Linked DNA regions of Homo sapiens: region 2 is linked to region 1. A link is a loop called in an ENCODE intact Hi-C map of the cell type or tissue named here. Cell type or tissue: IMR-90. All regions are shown on one strand. Links, peaks and the distances in the headings refer to the core of each region. The heading gives the core; the rest is flanking DNA. Region 1 has its middle 23 kb from the start of LINC00644. Region 2 has its middle 43 kb from the start of SGPP1.

What was found. Peaks named below come from ENCODE experiments on the same cell type or tissue, not always from the same donor. Only the 100,000 strongest peaks of a DNase experiment are listed, where the experiment ranks them.
Region 2: it touches region 1 in a loop (10-fold over the local background); 11 of 110 quality-filtered maps call a loop at or near these places.

Annotation. Positions count from the first base shown.
Region 1 is chr14:62,157,103-62,169,195 of GRCh38, reverse strand. No RefSeq gene overlaps it. Among named protein-coding and RNA genes, the nearest start is that of LINC00644, 23 kb to the right of the region's middle. In IMR-90, for the core only: a CTCF peak has its summit at 6,018; no DNase peak of the experiment used is centred there; H3K27me3 peaks cover 765 bases.
Region 2 is chr14:63,764,728-63,776,820 of GRCh38, reverse strand. It overlaps a transcript of SYNE2 not described here. Among named protein-coding and RNA genes, the nearest start is that of SGPP1, 43 kb to the right of the region's middle. RefSeq lists an enhancer at 3,059-3,118. In IMR-90, for the core only: a CTCF peak has its summit at 6,429 (motif pointing right); a DNase peak (open chromatin) is centred at 6,440.

The DNA.
Region 1 (12,093 bases), core at 3,635-7,634:
AACTTCAGAGCAGTCTATGGCATCAGTAGAGATCTCTATTGGCTCTGTATTGGGATGCAACTTCCCCTCCTGCTTCCTTACTATCCTCAAGAATTGACCCTAAGAGCATTACCAAAAACATCCTCTAATAAGCTCCTGCATGCCTTTCTCTGTCTTAAAGTTGGCTTCCCAGGGAACCCAATCCGCAGCCATTGTCCTTAGGAGTGATAAAACAAACGTTAAGATAAGAATTTTCATGCGGATTGCCTGCCCACCTGCTGGCAATGTGCCATCTACCCCATGTCTGATGCTAGAGGCAGCACACATATCTCCTGGCACAAGATAATAGGATAATTGTTGACACTTTTCCAGTGGAAGGGAATGCATTGGTTGGATTTTGAGGGAAAATGCAGAAAGAGCAACCATGAGGACAGTGAAATAGGGTAGCTACTGCCACCTGCTGAAGCTCTAAAAAAAATAACAAAAAGTTGAGATGGATACATTGGCAATTAAAAGCTAAATATAAAAAGAGTGAGTACTTCCATGGTAACAAATAAAGAGGTTCTTGTCTCCTCAGCAGTAGGGCAGGAAAAGTTGTGAATCCCACCAAGGAACAGTCAGGTTTTATAGAAGATTAAACTCCCAACCAAGGAAGATCAGCTGTGCCACAGTCAGGGTCCTGATTTGAAAAGAATAGGAAGCTGACATACGGTATGGGGACATCTAAGTTAATGGATTCAAGTCTTGAACCATCAGACTTCCGTAAACTCTCTAAGCCTGCAGAATTGGCCCAATTTTCCCAGTTAAGGGCTAGCACTCTTTTTGCTTGAGGATCATTCACAGATCGCACCCACACAAAAGAACACATGCCCCCTCAGGATTTGCCCTCACTTTCCTTCCTGGTCACTTGACAAATAAATATGGTTAAGTCACAACATAACTCGGTTTGGAACATGCTAAAAGGAGAGGTACTTTAATCCTAAAGTAACTGTATGGTACACTTCTACCCAGAAAGATGTAAGTAGGAATCTGGGTGTCCCAGATCAAGGTGGGTAAAACAAATTTGAATAACAGTTTGATATAAGAGTAGTTTCTTATAATACAGCCTTTAATGCTCCGGCAAGGACCCTTGGAAATGATGAAAACATACTGCTAGGCTGACTCATACTAAATGAGAAATCCAAGAATTACTACCAGACAATGGAAGAAGGGATTGAAAGACTCAAGAAACGAATATGTCAAAATATACTATGAAAGGCCAGAAAATTCACCAGATTTCACAAGTGGGCTGGAGGATCTGCCATTTACTAAAACAGTAATGAGTGTCTAGTGAGAGGGGCAACAGCATTACTAAAGTTGTTTGTGGTGGCTCTCCTACATAGGCCAAGGCAGATGTAGAAATGAGCTCACTACTGACAGTGGGAAATTTAGGTCCTTGAAACAAGCAAGGCCATGTATCAGGACTTAACCAGGAGACTGGATGGATGAAAGCATTGGAATGAGTGTCAGCAAAAGGGAGCATGACCCATAGAGATGGTTAATAGAAAACAGCTTTGCTAGAGGCAAAGTAGATGGGCAAGCAATAAGGGCACTTAAGCTATACAATCAAAAGAAATCCAAGGTGGTTAATCAGGAGTCTGAAAGCTGCCATCTCAATGCAAAGTCACAATCCCTTTCTCAGCTTCTAGACCTAAGCTAGGTTTCAGAATCAGAACCCATGGATGGAAAAAGAAGTCAGGTTTCCAGGAGGAAGAACCCAGCAATACCATGGCAAGCATGCTGGGAATGATTCCTCCAGTCTCTTTTTAAAGAGACCTATACAATTGATTAGGAAACCGTGGAGTTGAAAAAGGGAAATTGAAACATGTTAAGGACTGTTGACAGAGTCTGAGTTGACAATGATACCTGAATACGCAAACAGTCTACATCCAATGATTGATCAACTGAGGCCTATAAAATTCCTACACCCCAACTCCGGAGAACCCTGAAAGGCCACCCCAGGCCAAGAGCTTCCCATGAGATTGGCTGAGAGCTTTTTGAGGACCGTGTTGCATCTCATCCTCTCTGCCCAATCCTACTTCCTTCCCTTCCTTTCATGGGGGTTGACAGCAAAGACATTTCATATAAAATATTCTGCAAGCTAATCTCATTTTCAGAGTCCACTTCCCAGGTTAACCAATCTGCAACATTGAGCAAGTCAGGGAAACTGGTGGAAATGAGAGGTCCTTTGTGCTGGATATCTTCCATATCTATTCTCCACTCTTCTTCCTGCTCTGTTCCCTTCTCTATGGACTCCATCATCCAAGCCCTTTGCCCACTGGCTTCTCAAGGGAGACCAACAGGAGACTGAAGGGTGAGAGAATAAAGCGATCAAAATACATATGGCCCAGGCTCCCTTACTGTCTTCTCACAGGTTGGGCCATGACTGCAATGCTCCACTGAAAACCTTGACTTTAAAAAGTGACCCTCTCCCAGGTTCAGAGGTATAGCTCTCTGCAGTTTCCCTGAATTGTCCCCCACTTCCTCACTCTTGTTTTGCTCTTTTGGATTTAAGAGTAGGAATGAACCTTGTCTATTGTGAACCCTGGAGAGTTTCATTGGCCTTTTTTGGTTTCCCTTAACTCTGCCCACAGTTTTGTAGAAGACTCCTTATTAAGTGTTCTTTAATTACCCTACCCAAGTACGCCATCTGTTTTCTGCTGTGTCCCTGATAAACACAGACCAGTAGAAGTTTACTTGTATGGAGATGCAAGCAGCCTTCTGAGAAATAAATCTTTCTAAGGAATGAGAGAGAGGGCACACAGCCTTAGCTGGAGGCATAAGGCTAACAGATAAGATTGTGGGCTTAGAAATCAGAAGTTCTGGGTTCAAATGTACAGCTGGTGAGTGACTTCACCTCTATTAAGTCTTACTTTACTCATCTATGTACTCGAGAAAACAGTGATACCTACCTGTGTCAGGATGCTTTCAGCTTCACGGAACAGAAAAACTGAACCAAATCGGCCAAAATGATCACATTTATCGCCGACAGCAGGAAATTAAGAGATTGTGAGAACTCTAGGTTGTAGCTGCATCACGGCTCCGGCACCATTTCGCTGCACTTCTCTTGTTTTACTTTCCTTTGTACAGTTTATCTTCAAACTAGCTTCCCTTACTGTTGGAAGAAGGCCATGAACAGCAATAACAGCAACGTGCTTCCTTTGTCTCCTCTGGTGTAGTGAATGTCTTTCACCCAAATCACGGAGTAAAAGCATTATCCTTCATTCTAATTGGTTCAACTTACTTTGCTTGTCCACGCCTGTACCAGTGAAAATTGCCCTGATTGGCTAAGGCCTGGGCACTGAGCCAATCGTTGGCAAGGAAGATGATATTACCATGATTAATTTAACTGATTAGGATCTAACCCTGGAGGTAAATGTAGGGTTCCCATCCTGAGTCTCACATGCTTCCTCGGGGGAAAGATAGATACGTTTCAGGTGAAGGGCTCAGGTGAATACCAGCCAGCATTACCAGGTGCTGAGTGGATCCTACAGGCAGAAGAGTCATCTAATGCACCTGTCCGTGTTCTCCAACATTCTGTAGACAGCAGGCTTGGAATGGTGTAGCTGTACGCAGAGGAGGGCTGTGCTCCAGGCAAAGGACACCATCTCCTGTCACTCTCCATTTTTGTGATTGAGTTTGGTCACCAACTTGTCTAAGTTGAGCCTCATAATTGTGATTTGTGCACTTTTCTATACATTTGCTTAGAAAGCATACATTCTTTATAAAAAATGTCCAACTTCACATTTTCTGTCAAATTACCACCCACCTTTCATTTCCTGTTCTAAGACAGGTTTATCAAAGAGAAATGTAGCACCCCATTTCTCCATCTTCCTCTCCTTCCTTAACGCACACTCAACAGGCTGCTCGCCCCACGGTTCCCCCATAATTGCTGAAGCTATGACCACCAACTGTTAAGCCAGTGGACCCATGTCAGTCTTCATTTTATTTGACCTCACAGCAGCCCTCCACACAGTTGACCTCTCTCTCGTTAGGTTTCTGTGACTCTATACTTCCTCAGCTTTCCTCCTACACCTCTCATCATTGCTTGGGATTCTTTGATTATGCATCCTCCTCTACACAGCTTCTAAATGTTGGAGATATATGCTAGTAGTTCTCAAACTTTAGCATGAATCAGAATCATCTGGGGAACTTGTTAACACTCAGATTGCTGGGCTGTGCTCCCACTTCTGATTCCAGTGAATCAGAAACGTGCATTTCTAATAAGTTCCCAGGTGACACTGCTGCTCTAGGGATCACACTTTAAGGACAACTTTCCCACCTGACTTTCTTCCAGACCCCAAATCTATATATTTGACAATACTACTTGGATATTTCTCAGGCTTTTCCATGCTACTTGTCCAAAACTGACATCATGAAATTGTACCCATATCTGCTTCTCTTCCAGTTGCCCATGGTCTTAATAAACTCAATTACTTACTGAGGCCACAGACTTGGGTGCCATCCTTGATTATTCCCTCTCCTTCACTCTTCATATAACTAGTTACTACCTCATGGCTCCTCTACCTCCTACTTATGTCTCAAATCCATCCCTTTTATCTCCACCAGCACTAAAACCTTATGCCTGGAAGGTGGCATAGCTTCCCAACTAGTCTCCCAGCATCTGTACACTGAACTGTTCTCCACATATCTGCCAGAGTGAGCTTATCTAACTCAAATTGGATCCCATCACGTTCTTATTTTAAACCTCTGCATAGTTTCCCAAATGCTCTTAGATAAATGCAAAGTCCACAGTACAGCCTATAGGCTGTGGGAGATTATCTCTAGCCTCATCTCATGCCTCTCTCCATTAGGCACTGACTGTCCTGGGCCCACCCTGTTTCTCACATGTACTCAATTCCTCCCTCCTGGGGCCCTGTGTGCATGGCTTTCCTTCCTGCCCGACTCTCTTGCCCTTCTGCCGTCACCTCATTAACTTCTGGTCATTCTTGGCTTCCCAACCTGCGTTGTTTTAAATTCTGTAGGTATTTAAATTCCACAAGGATTTAAAACACCTGTACTTGTTCTTCATGATTCTTGTCAAAAATATTTTTGGTAATTAAATGGCATTTCATTTGGTTCTGAACTATGAAAAAGCAGCAGCCCTGTCTGTCTTGCTTGTAGTATACCCCAACTATAGTTAGCACTCAATAAATAATTTTGAAAAAAGAATGAATGAATGTGTTTGAGAGCACAAAGGAAAAACCTACTGTCTCTGGACTTAGAGGTGCTCTGCAGAAGATGAGACATGTGAGTTGAATTGAGTCTTAAAAGATGCACAGTAGTTTGCCAGGTGAACAAAGTCTCTGTAGAATTTTCTCATAGTGATCAGCCCAAAAGAGTGACAAGATTCCTACCTATGTCTCTCAAAAGTGTTTCTTCAGTGCTATAAGGAGGCTTTGGGCTGCCTGAAGGGTGGCCACTCATCCAGAAGCTTTTGTGTTCAGATTCAAATCCTGTTCCGTTTATGCAGGAGAGAGACTGGGTACAGGAAGAGAGGTGAGTGAGAGGTTTGCAGGACACACCACCAGACCTGTCCTCAGAACAGTGAATATTCCCATGCCCACAAATCAGAAAGAACCCAGGGATAGAAAATCCACTGGAGAGTCATGGGATGAGGAGGGAAAGTGAGGGTATCCCCCTGCCAGGTTGACCTGAGAAATTGAGAGTAAGTGTGCAAGGGTAAGGGACAAGACAAGAACTTCATCTATGGGGGTTTATTTTCATCTTTTCAAGCTTCAAGATCTGCAACATCCTGCACCCTTGTAAATAGTTACCACTTTCCTAAGATTAATGTCACAAAGGGCGAACGCCAGGGTAGGACTCGTTGATTCTTGGCCTTGAATAAATAATGCCTTTTAGACGAAAGTTATGTGACTACTGTATCCCCATTGTTGTCTCTCTTCTAAGTTTTAGTAGATCCACAGGTAATTGGGAAAACGATTGTTATGCATCTGTTCCACGGCAGAGCAGGCTTTTAAACTAATGAAACATCGCCATCTAGAGTAGAATGGCTTGTGCTGCAGCAAGTCACCCAGAAAGAGAACCTGACCACAGAATCCTAGAATCACACAATTGCACGTTGGAAAGTGGTTCTCTGGAGTAATGTGGAAAACTTTACCATTTTGGGTCCCTTTTGAGCTGGCAATGCCCCCTTTCAGGAATGTATTCAATGAAATTTATTCCCAAACTGGAATCAACAAACCACTAGAAAGCATGAGACATTACAGACCTGTAAATTCTAAAGTTTGTGAAATGATGGATGTATTCAAAATTAATTAATGGATGCACAAACAGATTTATACATTTCTTATCAGAGAGATATTTGTAACGGCAAAAATCTGAACTAATAATCATGTTCAACAATGGAGAACTTGTTGAATGGATTGTGTAACATTTTATAATCACCAAAAATAGTATTGTAGAAGAATATTTAATGACTTAGAAAGTTGTCACCACAAATATATAAAGTGATTGTGTGTGTGTGCATGTGTGAGTGTGTGTGTGTAAAAGCCAGGTTTTACAAAAAAAAAAAAAAAAAAAAAGGCCAGTATGTCCACTATCATTTTGCTTTAGGAAGGGAAAGAGAAAAAGAAGAGAAAGAGGAGGGGAAATATATATATCAAAATACAGATAGTGATTGAGTGGTGGATTAAAAGTCATTTCTAGGCCGGGCGCGGTGGCTCACGCCTGTACTTCTGCCACTTTGGGAGGCTGAGGCGGGCTGATCACCTGAGGTTGGGAGTTCAAGACCAGCCTGACCAACATGGAGAAACCCTATCTCTACTAAAAATACAAAATTAGCCGGGTGTGGTGGTGCATGCCTGTAATCCCAGCTACTCGGGAGGCTGAGGCAGGAGAATCACTTGAACCCAGGAGGCGGAGGTTGCAGTGAGCTGAGATCGCGCCCTTGTACTCCAGCCTGGGCAACAAGAGCGAAACTCCATCTCAAAAAAAAAAAAAGTCATTTCTATATTCTTCTTTTTTCTACCCTATATTTTTTAGGTTTTCCACCATAAACATCATGTTATTATTGAATTGTGTTTTTCTAACAGAAATAAACACAGTAATATAACAAAGAGTTTATAAAGACAAACCACTCCACTGCAGCTCTAAGCACTCACCTGCACCCAAAATAATACCACAGTGGGGAGAATTCAATCTCAGTCATCAGTGGGGGCACACACACATGTGCACACATGCACACACACACGCACACACATGCACACATACACATACATACACACACATACTCACACAGCTGTGGCAAAGCAGTCCCAGGACCTTAGGTAGTGGCAACAGGCAGGGAGGCCTCCTCTGGTTTAGGAAAGAAGAGCCCTGTTTCAGCTTGGTTTACCCTCTTCAGATCTAGCTGTTTCAGGGAATGGAAATATTTTATATAGCCAAAGCTCCCAAAAGCTGCTGTCCTGCCTCCCACAACCGTCTAAGCACTGTATACCTGCCTGCTCTTTTCTGGGCTGCATAGACCTCTACTCCCCTTCCAAGTCCAAAGGAAATCTTTCCTCCCCAATTTTTTGAAAACTTGTCCACCATTGTATTCCACTGAATACCTGGAATGGAGATTTTCATTCTCTCTTATATTCACGTCAGACATATTGATCAGTCAGCATACAAATGAAAGTTTAGTGCTCGGCAATTCCTGGGACATGAACTTAACGTGTAGGTAGGACAGCCGTTCTAACTGGGAGGGAACTGGTTAACGAAAGTAAGCCCTTTCCAGCACTACAGCAACATCCTCAGTGCCAGCAGGGAAAACATCAAAGAGGTCAATAAGACAACCCAGGTGGATAAAGGAATTGACTGGATCACATCAGGCCTCAAACACTAGAGGAGAGGGGGAAGAAAAAAAAATTTTGTTCCCCTTTATTTTGTTCCAAATTTTGCCCAAATTTTTGTTCCCCTTTATTCTTATCATTGGTGCTTTCTGTCCTTCTTGATGGTGTCATTTTAATGTTTAACACCACACTTAGTCACATTCCATATTCCCTTTTGTATTATAAAGGTTGCCAGTCTTCTTTTTACCGGCCATGGAATTGTTCAATTTCCCATTCTTGCAATATAGCCTGTCGGGGATCTTAACATTTGCTTTGTCTATGGATGTTGCATGTTGGGAAAGCCACTCTCAGCTCTGAGCAGTAATTTCAGCATCTAGAGTCCTGAAGGAAGCCATCAAGTATTAATTGACCATGATTAGATGTTGTATACTACTAGAGCTGAGAAGAAGATAGAAGTCACTGACGATGAGCTTCCTGAGTACAAACACTGCTAAGGGAGTGAAGGCTGCAATTATAAACTGCAACACAGATCAAGTTACCATGAAGTTACCAACTTTTTACATGGCAACAGGAGGGAGGCCTTTTTACAAATTTTTAAAATTTTAATAATTTGTAAAGACTATTTTTAAGTATCACAGCATCTACCACTGCCACAATTTCATAGTTACCAAAAATACCAGGATATTAAATTGAGACATGCTAATCAGCTGCTCCTATTCATTTATTCAACAAATACGTATTGAGTGCTTACTAAGAGCAAGGCTTGTAGCTTGGCATTGAAGAACGAAACAAACATTGTCTCTGTGATCCTGGGGTTTATAGTTTATTGGGGGAAACTTGCCTTTAGAATGCAGAACGATAAGAGTTATAATACACATGGTTTCCAAGTATGCACTTCTGCAACAACCCCTGATTTTTGTCTGGGATCCCTTCCACTGCACTTACAGTCCAAGTCCAAGGGTAGGACACAACACCCAAAGCTAAGCCAGTCAGTTCGTTTTGCTCATCTGTGTTTAGGAATCGGTTCTGGGTTGGGTTTATGACCCAAGGAAAGCCAATCAGACCTAATAAGGACACAATTCCCAACCCTCAGTTTGAGCTATCAGAGATTAGGAATCTTTCTTTTCCCACTAGACAGACAGAAAATGTGCAGTTGGAACCCCATTGCAAGAGGGCAGACAGTAGAGGCAGGAGCAGAACCAGGGAGGCTGGCAGAGAGGAAAACTGGCACCCAAGGGATGGTCCAAGCCTCCATTCATTTCATTTAAAGTAGCTATAATTCTAGAACTTCTATGTCCCTTGAGCCAATATTTTCCCTATTTGGGTTGTGTTTCTGACACTAACAACTGAAAATGTGTAGATTGATAGGTAAAGCCCAGTACAGCATAGGATTCAGCCACTAAAAAAAGTTTTCCTAAAGAAATGTCCTATCAACTTAGAACACATATTAAAAGAGTTCACCAGAGAACCCTGGCTATTGCCACACATTGTGCACTGCCTGCAATGGTTTTATCCGTATTGCTCTTAGGACGTGATTATTATGCACTTTCCTGACTTTCAGATGGAAAAGAAAATGTTGCCAATCCCCTGAACAACCCAGTCATTCTTAATGAGAGGGACAATATGAAGAAGGCTGTGTGGTAAAGAAGGAAAACAAAAAAGACACAAAATAAATCGAAGCCAGTCACACTTAAAAGTTGGGTACACCAGACTCCCACTGTAGATTCAGAATAAATAGCAGACAGGAAGAACAGACAGACAGACACACTCCTGCCACACATATGCACATATCAACATACTGCAATGATGCTTTAATAATGCCAACTAATTATGCCATCTTTCATAGAGAGAGACAGTAATTGTGTTTCTCGAGTGTGGTGACGTAAGCATTTTCAGATTCTACAATGTAACCATTTTGAAGAATAAGTTGAGAGTATCTATCCAGAGTCTTATAAATGTATTTGACTTTAAAATTCCACTTTTATAAACCTATCATGAGAAAACTGAAAAGGCTTTATGTATGATATTGATAAAAGTACTATCTGTAATACCAAAAAATTAAAATCATTTAAATTTCCAACAAAAATATAACATTATTTTCCCTCTAATTGAATAAATATTTACACCAAAGGATGTTTTTCAAAAGCCAGTAATGACAGGAGAATTTTTGTTGTAATGTTAAGTGAAAAGAACTGGATACAAATTTGCATGTATGCCATCATCTTGACCCTGGGAAAACAAACTATGTTCATTTTAATTTATAGGAACAAATGAGAAATTGATTACATGCATTTCCCAGTGAGATTAATCTTAACTGTTCTGGTATGATCAAAGTAGTCAGCTCAATTTTCCCCGAGTCCTTATCTGGATATTCAATGTGGTCAGCTGTCATGGGTGGTTTTGTTACGTCAGGAGACTTGATAGCCAAGACTGATAAACTAAACAGACAGTTATACCAGATTTGGGCTGGGCTGCCCACCACTGAGCTGAGCAGTTGTTAATATTGACACAATTTCTGTTAACAATGTGATCACATGCACTGCTGTACTTAAAGTGTAGTTTATATGTCACATCCTCATTTTTTCCCTTTTTTGTTAGTGTGCATTATAGATATGTGTTACCCAAAACTACATCAATTATACATACAAGCAAAAGTTACAATAACCTTATTTTAAAATACATTTTCTTTCTTCTGGGATATGAAAAATGGATTCACTTGGTAAATAGCCCTGATATCTGATTCATACATAAAAAAATGACTATTTTCTGTCAAGAAAACTGTTCCAGAATGTAAAACTAAACAAACAGACAGGCAATCCAGTTCCCTCATGTACAACGAGCCATTAGTAAAAGATGTATTCCCTTAAGTGACCTCAGAGGATGTTCTGCTACACCCAGGAAAGTGGGAAGGGGATAATCAAGTGGAGAGTACAATTCACAAAGATAATCATTTTCATCTGATGGAGGAAAAATAACATAGGCGTCTACTATAAAAGCTTATTTTAAAAGACAAATCACAGGAAAAATAATGGAAAAGCCTAAAAATCTCTTATAAATGCCTGCCTGAATTCAGTGACCAAAAGCTCGAATTTAAAGACCCTCAGGGAATTTCTGTGGACATCTGCACTGATGATGAGAGGAATAATCTCCAGTGCTCACCTATTCCTCATCGGCTGTGTTGTTTGTGTGTGTGTGTGTGTGTGTGTGTGTGTGTGTGTGTTTCTCACGCACAAATCAGAGCTAGTTACCACAAAACCGAGAGAGTGTAGAATCAGTCATTAAGTTGGTCCCAGAAACCATGGTGGCTGGGGTCTCAAATGTGACAAGATTTACAAGATCTAAGATCTGGCATTTTACTCAGCAAAATACAGCACCCTTGGGGATGTTTAGAATCTTTCCATTTATCTACAAGGCATTTCTACTTCAGTGTCTCTCCACCCACATGTACCCCACGGAAGAAGCTTAATAATAGTTCACGATATGTATGTATATATTAGAAAATGCCTGGCAAATATTAAGTTCTACATAAATGTTACTTAATCATCTGCATTATATATATATATTCAATTTAATCCTTATAATTCTATGAAGCAAGTACTATCATTCTCATTTTATACATAAGGAAACTGAGGCTCAGGGTGACTAAATAAGTTTTCCATTTTATGATTAGTAAATAGAAGAGCAGAGATTTCAACCAGGGGTCCTTGAGACTATACTGATGAATGTATCAATGAGCAATGAAGAAACAATAGGCTCTAACACCTAACACCAATCTTTGTGTGCCTCGGCTACTGCTCTAAATGACTAGTTTCTTTTGCTTTTTTCTTTTTTTTTTTAACTGTATTGGTTTTTGTTCATTTTTTAATTGTTGTATTGAGTTTTTAATTTTTATTTTTATTTCAATAGTTTTGGGTGTACAGGTGGTTTTTTGTTACATGGATATGTTCTTTAGTGGTGATTTCTGAGATTTTGGTGCACCCATCACCCGAGCAGTGTACACTGTCCCCAGTATGTAGTCTTTTATCCCTTGCCCCTCCACCCGCTTCCCTGCCACCTAGTCCCCAAAGCCCATTAGATTATTCTTATGCCTCTGCATCCTCATAGCTTAGCTCCCACTTATAAGTGAGAATATATAATTCAAACGACTAGTTTCTCTATCACTTATTATTTTCAAGCCCTTGTCTGGGGCTCTGAATTCTACCACCTACTCTCCCTGACTACGGAGCAACTCCTGTGCCTACACTTATGACATATGCAAAGCTCCTTCTGTGCTGACATC
Region 2 (12,093 bases), core at 3,971-7,970, 1.6 Mb before region 1:
GAGACCAGCCTGGCCGAGATGGTGAAACCCCATCTCTACGAAAAATACAAAAATTAGCTGGGTGGTGGTGGCGCACACTTGTAGTCTCAGCTACCTGGGAGGCTGAGGCAGGAGAATCACTAGAACCCAGGAAGCGGAGGTTGCAGTGAGCTGAGATCATACCACTGCACTCCAGCCTGGGCAACAGAGTGAGACTCTGTCTGAAAAAAAAAAAAAAAAAGAAAGAAAGAAAAAAAGAAATTCCCAGTCTTGGGTGATCTTCAAAGCTCTGCCCACTTGACAGCAGGTGGGATCATTTGTCAGTAAAATACTCCTCTGATTTCTTTCTATTTGAATTCATCCAAGGATCTATAATGCAAAACTCTCTTACTATTTTTGACATAAATATTATTATTCTGTACTATTTAACATTTTCATTATGGTAGTAAAACTAAAAGGCAAAGAGATTTGTGCTGAGAAATGTGTGCTATTCACAGTAGATATTACTTAAGTTCAAAGGCACGTGTGCAGCTGGATTGGACTAAGACCCTCTCAATAGTCCAAAGCTATAATTGTGTGAACCTTCTAGAATCAGACATATTTGCAAAAGATTGTCATTGCTTAAGGGTTCATGCAATAATTTATCTGATTGTTGCAAGTTTCAGACTTGCCATCATCTGGACATTCCTGTTCATCAGAGCAGTAGGAATTTTCATTTTAATTGTGGCATCGAACTCACTAATCATCTGCTACCATGGTAATCAATAGGTGTAAATATTCTAATAAACATTCATTTAAAGTCTCCAGTGAATTAAGATGCTATTTAAATGAAAAACAATACATTGATATAGGTCAGTGTGTTGCCTCTCCCTTGGTGTGCTTACTAATTTACCAAATGCACTCTGTATGCGTCTAATGGTAAAGGAAAAGTACTAGGGGCTCTTTTTAATGTGTTAACTGAGAAGAAGCCTAGTTTTTTTAGCCCATTAACAAAAGCTATTACTATATCTCCCCTAAAATACTGGCAGATCAGCCAAGGCAACATAGTGGGACCCCATGTCTACAAAACAAACAAACAAACAAACAAACAAAATTAGCCAGGGGCGGTGGCACGCACCTGTAGTCCCAGCTACTTTTGGAGGCTGAGGCGGGAGGATCACTTGAGGCAAGGAGGTTGAGGCTGCAGTGAGCCGTGGTAACATCACTACATTCCAGCCTGCATAACAGAGTGAGACCCTGTCTCAAAAAATAGTAATAAATAAAATAGGTCTGGCATAGTGGCTCACGCCTGTAATCCCAACACTTTGGGAGGCCGAGGCAGGTAGATCACCTGAAGTCAGGAGCTCAAGACCAGCCTGGCCAACATGGCAAAACCCAGTCTCTACTAAAAATACAAAAATTAGCTGGGCACTGTGGCAGGCACCTGTAATCCCAGATACTTTTGGAGGCTGAGGGAGGAGAATCACTTGAAACTGGGAGGCAGGGGTTGCAGTGAGCCGAGATCACACCACTGCATTCCAGCCTGGGCAACAGAGTGAGACTCCATCTCAAAAAATAAGTAAATAAAGGCCAAGAGTGGTGGCTCATGTCTGTAAACCCAGCACTTTGGGAGGCCGAGGTGGTGGATCACCCAAGGTCAGGAGTTTGAGTCCAGCCAGACCAACATGGCGAAACCCCATCTCTACTAAAAATACAAAATTAGCTGGGCATGGTGGTGGGCACCTGTAATCCCAGCTACTTGGGAGGTTGAGGCAGGAGAATCACTTGAACCCAAGAGGTGGAGGTTGCAGAGAGCCAAGATCATGCCATTGCACTCCAGCTTGGGCGGCAAGAGTGAAACTCCATCTCAAAATGATAAATAATAAAGTAAATAAATAAATAAATAAAATTAAATTAAAATACTGGCAGATTGCCCTTCCTACATTGTAAGCTTCTTGGAGACACAGATCATGTCATATTATTAATGCTGTAATTCTGTCAGTGCCTAACATGCTGCCTTGCATTTCATTAAATGGCTTAAACTGTTGTTTAAGCCATGCAATTTATGGCATTTTGTTATAGCATATGAAGACAATTATTAATACAATAATTTAAATTCTACCTACCAAATTATAGCTATTTTATTTATTAAAACCTCTCTTTAGCCAAGTGTAGTAATGCACATCTGTAGTCCCATCTACCTGGGAGGCTGAGGCAGGAGGATTGCTTGATCCTGGGACATGGGGGCTGCAGTGAGCCGTGATCACACCACTGCACTACATCCTGGGTGACAGAGCGAGACCCTGTCTCAAAAAAGAAAAAAAAGAAAAAAACTTCTCTCTTGTCTTCAGTTTTCTTTTTTTGTTTCTTTTTTTCTTTTTTTTTTTTTTTTTTGAGACGGAGTCTCACTCTGTTACCCAGGCTGGAGTGCAATGGCTCGATCTCGGCTCACTGCAGCCTCCACCTCCCGGGTTCAAGCAATTCTCTTGCCACAGCCTCCCAAGTATCTGGGATTACAGTCGCCCACAACTACATCTGGCTAATTTTTCTATCTTTAGTAGACATGGGGTTTCACCATGTTGGCCAGGCTGCTCTCAAACTCCTGAGCTCAGGTGATCTGCCCGCCTCAGCCTCCCAAAGTGCTGGGATTACAGGCGTGAGCCACTGCGCCTGCCCAATTTTTTGTATTTTTAGTAGAGATGGGATTTTACCATGTTGGCCAGGCTGGTCTCGATCTCCTGACCTCGTGATCTGCCCGCCTCAGCCTCCCAAAGTGCCAGGATTACAGGCATGAGCCACCGCACCCAGCCTCTTGTCTTCAGTTTTCTGAACTGTACAATGAGGGAAACGTCTTCTAGTGACACTTGAAAATCCATGAAATGCCTTACAAATGCAAAGCATTAATAATTTTATTATAGGTGTAAAAGTCCTATGAGAGGTCAGGATTGCTAAATATATAATCGTATTTCAAACAAGATGTGCTTAGCTCAAACAAGAGATTATTCTATCAGAAGGATAATCACAGATCATCAGAGGCAAATGCATTGGTATCTGCACTTTTCATGTAAAACTGAAGTCTGTTGCTTTAGACATGACAGTCTTGCTCATAATAACCATATTAAACATAGCTTCTTTTTGCTGGGCATGTTGGTGCATGCCTGTAGTCCCAGTTACTCAGGAGGCTGAGACAGGAAGATTGTTTGAACCGAGGAGTTTCAGTCTATAGCATGGTATGATTGCACTTGTAAATAATCACTATATTCTAGCACGGGCAGCATAGTGAGACCCCCATCTCTAAAAAAGTAAAAACAAACAAAGAAAAAACTTATTTTAAAAATAGGCTTTAAAAAATGTAGCGTATTAGCCAGGAGCAGTGGCTCACACCTGTAATCCCAGCACTTTAGAAGGGTGAGGCGGGTGGATTGCTTGAGCCCAGGAGTTTGAGACCAGCCTGGGCAACATGGGAAGACCCCTGTCTCTACAAAATATACAAAAATTCTCAGGGCATGGTCGTGTGCACCCGTGGTACCAGCTACTTAGGGGCCTGAGGTGGGAGGATTGTTTGAGCCCGGGTGGTTGAGACTGCAGTGAGCCGTGATTGAGCCACTGCATTCCAGCCTGGGTGACAGAGTGAGACCCTGTCCAAAAAAAATTTTTTTAAGCAATAAAATAAATAGCATTTAAATAAATTTATAATAACAAAATGGAGTTTAAACAGTAAAATTTATTATATGAATAATAAACAACAATAAAATGGCAAATAACTTCTTTTAAAATGTAATATAGGCTGGGCGCAGTGGCTCATGCCTGTAATCCCAGCACTTTCGGAGGCCGAGGCGTGCAGATCATCTGAGGTCAGGAGTTCGAGACCAGCCTGGCTAAAATGGTGAAACCCCATTTTACTAAAAATACAAAAAATTAGCCAGGTGTGGTGGTGTGCACCTGTAATCCAAGCTACTCGGGAGGCTGAGGCAGGAGGATCACTTGAACCTGGGAGGTGGAGGTTGCAGTGAGTCGAGATGGCTTCATTTCACTATGGCTTGGGCAACAAGGGCAAAACTCCATCTCCAAAAAAAAAAGTAATGTAGCTTAGATTTTTGTTTTGTTCTGTTCTGTTTTTGAGACAGAATCTTGCTCTGCCGCCCAGGCTAGAGTACAGTGGAATGGTCTCGGCTCCCTGAAACCTCTGTCTCCCGGGTTCAAGTGATTCTCCTGCCTCAGCCTCCCGAATAGCTGGGATTATAGGTGCACACCACCGCACTCAGCTAAATTTTGTAATTTTTGGTGGAGATGGGGTTTCACCGTGTTGGCCAGGCTGGTCTCAAACTCCTGCTCAAGTAATCCATCCACCTTTGCCTCCCAAAATGCTGGGATTACAGGTGTGAGTCACCGCGCCTGACCTATAGCTTAGATTTCTTAAAAGTAAAAGATGTATTGCTAATAGGTAGCTTGATGGAGAAAAGAAGTACTGTTTGCTGAGGTTTTTTGTTTGTTTGTTTTTTTGTTTTTGAGATGGAGTCTCATTCTGCCGCCCAGGCTGGAGTACAGTGGCATGACCACAGCTCACTGCAGCCTCAACCTCCTGGCCTCAAGCAATCCTCCCACCTCAGCCCCCCAAGTAGCTGGTACCACAGGTGCACACCACCACACCCTGCTAATTTTTGTATTTTTTGTAGAGACAGGGTTTCACCATGCTGCCCACACTTGGTCTCAAATGCCTGGGCTCAAGGGATGCATGCATCTTGGCCTCCCAAAGTGCTGGGATTACAGGCATGAGCCACCACACCCAGCCTGTCTTTGACCTTTACATAATGGAATCATGCTCTATATATTTTTCTGTGATAGTTTTTTCCCCATTTAGCATTTTTGAGGTTCTCATCCATATTCATGCCTACCGCTATGGTTTACCCATTTTCACTGCTGTATAGTGTTTCAATTTTAGTTTTTGTTTTTGTTTTTGCTTTTTGAGACAGAGTCTCACTCTATCGCCCAGGCTGAAGTGCAGTGACGTGATCTCGGTTCACTGCAACCTCCGCCTCTTGGGTTCAAGTGATTCTCATGCCTCAGCCCCCTGAATAGCTGGAATTACAGGCACACACACACCCAGCTAATTTTCGTTATTTTTTTAGTAGAGACAGGGTTTCACCCTGTTGGCCAGCTGGTCTCGAACTCCTGACCTCAGGTGATCCACCCACCTCAGCCTCCCAAAATACTGGGATTACAGGCGTAAGCCACCATGCCCGGCCTGTGTTTAGTGTTTTTAATACACTACAGTTTTATCCTTCTATGACGTTTCCAGGTTTTGCTATTATGAACACTTTAGCCAAGAAATTCCCACATATGTTTGTTGGTGTTTGTGCCAAAGTTTCTCTAAGGTAAATACATAGGAGTGAAATTGCTGGATTAGAAATGACATTTTCAATTTTTAAGACAATACCAAATTTTTATCCAAAGTCATTAGCAAAATTTCAGTCACATCAAGAGTGTATAAGGGGCCGGGCGCGGTGGCTCACGCTTGTAATCCCAGCACTTTGGGAGGCCGAGGCGGGCGGATCACGAGGTCAAGAGATCGAGACCATCCTGGCTAACACGGTGAAACCCCGTCTCTACTAAAAATACAAAAAAAATAGCCGGGCGTGATGGTGGGCGCCTGTAGTCCCAGCTACTCGGGAGGCTGAGGCAGGAGAATGGCGTGAACCCGGGAGGCGGAGCTTGCAGTGAGCCGAGATTGCGCCACTGCGCTCCCGCCTGGGCCACAGAGCGAGACTCCGTCTCAAAAAAAAAAAAAAAAAAAAAGAGTGTATAAGGGTTTCTGTGACTCTATTTCCTCACCAACATCAAAAATTGACTGATTTTAGGTCGGGCATGATGACTTATCCCTGGAATCCCAGCATTTTTGGAGGCCCAGGCAGGAGGAACACTTGAGGCCAGGAGATGAAGACCAACCTGGGCAATATAGTGAGACCCTGTCTCTCAATTTTTTTTTAAATTGACTTCTGTAAGCCAGGGTTGATGAATTTAAAATTTTTTTTTATTGAAAAATGTTTGGTTGGGCACAGTGGCTCACACAGTGGATATGGGATCTTGCTCTGTCACCCAGGCTGGAGTGCAGTGGCACAATCACAGCTCACTGCAGGCTCAATCTCCTGAGCTCAAATGATCCTCCCAGCTCAGCCTCCTGAATAGCTGGGACCACAGGTATGTGCCACCCCTTTTCTTTATTTCGGTAAAAACAGTGTCTCACTATGTTGTCCAGGCTGGTCCCAAACTCCCTGGCTCAAGTGATCCTCCTGCTTTAGCCTCCCAAAGTGCTGGGATTACAGACATAAGCCACTGTGCCCAGCCATCATTTTATACTTATTTGAATATTTATGACTGGTTAGCTAAAAAACTATTCAATGAAGCTTTCATCCACAGGAATTTACAAGAAATTCTCCAAAATACTCAGTTATCACTGAGGACTAATGTGCCACCAGAGGGAGCCCAAAGAGGTCGATGAATGTGGCATAGTAGCATTCAAGTCCACACAGGATAGGGGAGTTTAGCTTTACTTAACATTTTTATGGGTATTTTTCACTATTGCTTACATCAAGATCTTGGAGTTTTAATGTATTTTTGCAGTATGTCACATCTTTCCCCCGGTATTTCATTATTTTAATTTTGTTTTTCCATATGACTATGTACAATAAGACATCATGAGATGAAATAACTAGTTCAATATTATACATAAGCCTGGGCAACATGATAAGACACTGTCTCTACAAAAGATAAAAATAAAAAATAATTAGCCAGGCATGATGGCACACCTGTGGTCCCAGCTACTTGGGAGGCTGAGGCAGGAGGATTGCTTGTCCGCGGAGGTCAAGGCTGCAGTGAGCTGTGATTGTGCCACTGCACTCCAGTCAGGACAACAGAGCAAGACCATCTCAAATATATATATATGTTGCCCCTAGAATTTTTTTTTGAGACAGGATCTGGCTCTGTTGCCCAGGCTAGAGTGCAGTGACACAATCTTGGCTCACTGCAACCTCCACCTCCTGGGCTTAAGTGATCCTCCCGCCTCAGCCTCCTGAGTAACTGGGACCACAGGTGCATGCCACCACACTCAGCTGATTTTTCTTTTTCTTTCTTTTTTTTTTTTTTTAGAGACAGGGTTTCACCTTGTTGCCCAGGTGAGTCTTTTTTTTTTTTTTTGAGATGGAGTCTCGCTCTGTTGCCCAGGCTGGAGTGCAGTGGCGCGATCTCGACTCACTGCAAACTCCACCTCCCGGGTTCACGCCATTCACCTGTCTCAGCCTCCCGAAGTAGCTGGGACTACCGGCGCCCGCCACCACGCCCAGCTAATTTTTTTGTATTTTTAGTAGAGACGGGGTTTCACCATGTTAGCCAAGATGGTCTCGATCTCCTGACCTCATGATCTGCCTGTCTCGGCCTCCCAAAGTGCGGGATTACAGGCGTGAGCCACTGTGCCTGGTCTCCAGGTGAGTCTTGAACTCCTGAGCTCAAGCAATTTGCCTGCCTTGGCCTCCCAAAGTGCTGGGATTACAGGCATGAGCCAACATGCCTGGCCTACCCCTGTAATATTTAATGGCCTTCCTGATTCTCTATTCTTAGATTGTTCCCCAGGCACTACAGTCTTGACCTATCTCTAGATGCTGGAACCAATTCTGAAAGTGGAAGTTTACTTCATCGCTCTGGTTACTTCCTACAAGTTAAGCTTGTTTTATTCTAATCTTTTTTAAAACATTTTTTTAGAGATGAGGTCTCACTGTATTGCCCAGGCTGGTCTCAAACTCCTGGGCTCAAGCCATCCTCTTGCCCTGGCTTTCCAAAGTGCTGGGCTTAAAGGTGTAAGCCACCATGCTCAACCTGTCCTCTTCTAATCTTATTGGCTAGACCTAGTAATAGGATTCTGCCACCTCCTAAATCCTCATTGCAATTAATATGTCTTGTGTTTTGTTCTTCATCATCTAGGTGCCTGTCTGAAAACCAGTTCCTCTATGACTGTGATCTCCAAGTGATCACAGTCTTGTCCTGGAAGCCAGACTAGTGATATGCACCTTGTACCTTGCTCCTCAAGGCACCAACAAATAGGAATCCAGAGCAACTTTCTTAGCTGGAGGTTTAGTTTGTTTGTTTGTTTTATCCACACTGTTTCTGGGACAGGGGCTAATCCTACAATACGGACAGGCTACAGGCCAAGACCTTTGGCTGCTTCTTTCTTTGTCCTGGCTGCTAAGAGTTTGAAAAACAATTTTATGTTTGATTGCTATAGATTTTCTTTAGCAGCAACTGAGCAAAAAAGTTTCCTGATACATTTTCATCTATTTATTGAACTAATGAGGCTCTATGCTATGCACTTTGGAATATGGTAATATATAAGATTGACAAAGTCCCTGCCATTAAGAGTTTATAGTCTAGCAGGGGTTTAAGGCATCAAACAAGTTTTAACTGGGTAAGTACTAAAAAAGGGAATGACCCAAAGGAGGTTTACAACATGAAGGCTTAATCTCAGCTAACTGACGTTTTTTACTGGATTTTTGCCTTTAATTGTGGGGTGGTTTGTCACTTGTTTTGTTGTTATAATTTAATTTTACTTCAAGTCAACTCAAATTCTTTCAGTTGTAGGCAGAGATGTGTTTGCGTGTGTAATCATACAATTTTTTTTTTTTTGAGACATGGTCTCACTTCATCACCCAGGCTGGATTGCAGTGGCATGATCATGGCTACTGCAGTCTCGACCTCCTAGGCTCAAGCGATCCCACCTCAGCCTCCCAAGTAGCTGGGACTACAGAGGTGCCACCAAAGCCCAGCTGATTTTTTGTATTTTTTGTTAAGACGGGGTTTCACCATGCTGCCTAGGCTGGTCCTGAACTCCTGCGCTCAAGCAATCTGCCCACCTTGACTTCCCAAAGTGCTGGGATTACAGGCGTGAGCTACTGTGCCCAGCTTACACAATGGCTTTCATATATCCCTCCTTTCACAAAAAAATGTGAAATGATGTATCATGGGGGATATTCATTGCAATTTCTGAGATGAGTTTTTATTAATTCAAATAGTGGCTTAACAAATGGACACTAATCACTACAGAAGCTGATTCAATACAAAAAGATAGAATATGAGGGTGATAGTGCAAACGCTTAGGCAATTTAGAATGCAGGCAGAAGAAAGGAAAAAGGATTACTTGCACACAGGGGCCAGGCAAGTAACATACATGACTGAACCAGGTAAGGCTGGGACATGGTGGACCAGAGAGGGTTCAAGTGACTGCCATGTAGGAATCAGGGCCCAGTGTGGCCACGGCATCCCAATCTATAAGAGAAGCTAGAATTTCGATTTTTATATGAAATTCTCTATTTTTAATGTCAAATAACTTAATTTAAATGATTTTGCATAAGATGAGATACATGCACAATTTTAAAAAACTAAGAAAAATTTAAAAAATAAAAAATTGGCCGGTCACAGTGGCTCATGCCTGTAATCCCAGCACTTTGGGAGGCAGACGTGGGCGGATTACTTGAGGTCAGGAGTTCAAGACCAGCCTAGACAACATGGTGAAACCCCATCCCTACTAAAAAAAAATACAAAAATTAACTGGGCGTGTTGGCTGGCGCCTGAAATCCCAGCTACTTGGGAGGCTAAGGCAGGAGAATTGCTTGAACTGGGAGGTGGAGATTGCAGTGAGCCGAGATTGCGCCACTGCACTCCAGCCTGGGCGACAGAGCCAGACTCCATCTCAAAAAAAAAAAAAGATAAAAAAAATAAAAGATTGTGCAGGCTGAACAAAACGCCCCTGCCATTTTGGCATATTTAATTTATTTTCTTATTTTTATTTTTTATTTTATTGACTCTGCTTGATATGGTGTATTTAATTTAGACTCTAAATTTTATGATAACTTTCTAATCATGGACTCACCAACTTCTGCCCATTGCATCTTGTTTCCTCTGGTGTTTTACTCATCCCTGTCTCCTCTGTACTACCTACCTTCAATCCCAACGTCATTCACTGGCTTCCAGTATCATTAAGTGATTCCGCTAACAAAGAAGGAGATCTAAGGCCTTTTGTCCCTCTCTCCCCAGAGAGGTTTTCTTTAGAGGGAAGGGGAGTGAGTGGGAGAGGTGAAATACAAGGTTTTCTTTTCTTCCCCTGAAGTGGTCTACAGACTGAAAAGTTTAAACAACGTTGTCCCAGAATTTCCTTCCTGTCTGGAGAACAGTACACCTAGAAGAATAATTAATGGAGCTCTTTGCCACTGCTAAACCTGCACTTCTGGAGTCTTGTCACATTGCACAGCTCCCTGCCACTGGATAACTGTATATGGTACAATACTTAACCACACAACAACAAAGAAACTGCTCCCCAGGTGACACCAGCTGTTCCAGGAGCTTTTTTTAGTATCACAGGGATGATGCTTTACTTTCAGGCAAACAAGTATTCAACATTTAGCATTATACATACTCCTGGAAAAAGAATTCCACTATTGGCTGGGAGCAGTGGCTCATGCCTGCAATCCCAGCACTTTGGGATGCTGAGGCGGGCGGATCACTTGAGGTCAGGGGTTCAAGACCAGCCTGGCCAACATGGTGAAACCCTGTCTCCACTAAAAATACAAAAAATTAGCCAGGTGTGATAGCAGGAACCTGTAATCCCAACTACTCGGGAGGCTGAGGCAGGAGAATTGCCTGAGCCCAGGAGGCGGAGGTTGCAGTGAGCCGAGATCATGCCACTGCACTCCAGTCTGGGTGACAGAGCAAGACTCTCTTAAAAAAAAAAAAAAAAATCCACTCAAGAGATTTTTATCCATGCAAGAGTAGTTAGGTGGTACCAATGGCAGATATATATGTTTACTTATTTATTGAGACAGGGTCTTGCTCTGTCACCCAGGTGGCAGTGCAGTGGCACAATCATGGTTCACTGCAGCCTCAATCTCTTGGCTCAAGCAATCCTCCTGCCTTAGCCTCTTGAGTAGCTGGGACTACAGGCGTGCACCAACACACCTGGCCAGGGCAGATATAATTTTTTTACAAAATAGATTATTTATTGAAGATGCAAAATGAAACTTAATGTTTCGCAGCAATCCTATGTAAGTCCAGATATGGTCAGAAGACATTATTTTTCAAATTCTGTCTTTTCATTAGTCTTAACTCAACCATTATTACTAGAGTTTCATATTTCTTGTTGTTTTTTAAAAGTCGATGACATATGGGCTGGGTGTGGTGGCTCACACCTGTAATCCCAGCACTCTGGGAGGCCGAGGCAGGCGGATCATGAGGTCAGGAGATCGAGACCATCCTGGTTAACACAGTGAAACCCTGTCTCTACTAAAAAATACAAAAACAAAATTAGCCGGGCATGGTGGCGGGCACCTGTAGTCTCAGCTACTCGGGAGGCTGAGGTGGGAGAATGGTGTGAACCCAGGAGGCGGAGCTTGCAGTGAGCCGAGATCGCACCACTGCACTCCAGCCTGGGTGACAGAGTGAGGCTCCATCTCAAAACAAAAAACAAAAAACAAGTCTATCGCATATGAGTATGAATTTGAGAAATCTTAGCAAAAAGCAAAAAAGATGGAATAGTGTATATGCCTCTTCTCTAGCTACTTGTTTTCAGATCCATCCCTTGCCCTTCTGCTACTCTGCTCTTTATCACAAGAAACTATTTTCCCCAAACTCCCTTGCCCTTGACCTACCCCTGGGCTTAGTCATGGTGAAAAGTTAGAGGATGGAAGGAAGAGGAAAGGTGGGATTTCTCCCCCTCTCTCCCGTACCCTTAGAACAGCCCCTTCCTCAGGGGCTCCTGCTCCTCCTTGACCCCCTGGCTGTAGCTCCTGAGGATGATGACACGTAGGGGTGGTTGTGGCTTTCTGCTGATGTTAACTCTGAGTTGCTTCACTGTCCACTTTGTTTTGTTTTGTTTTGAGACAAGGTCTTACTCTGTTGCCCACTCCGGAATGCAGTGACACAATCACAGCTCACTGTAACCTCGACCTCTCCAGCTCAAGCAGTCTGCCCACCTCAGCCTCCCAAGTAGCTGGGGCCACAGGTGTGCGCCACCACGCCCAGCTAATTTTTAAATTTTTTGGACATAGGGAGGGGAACATCACACACTGGGGCCTGTTGTGGGGTGGGGCACAAAGG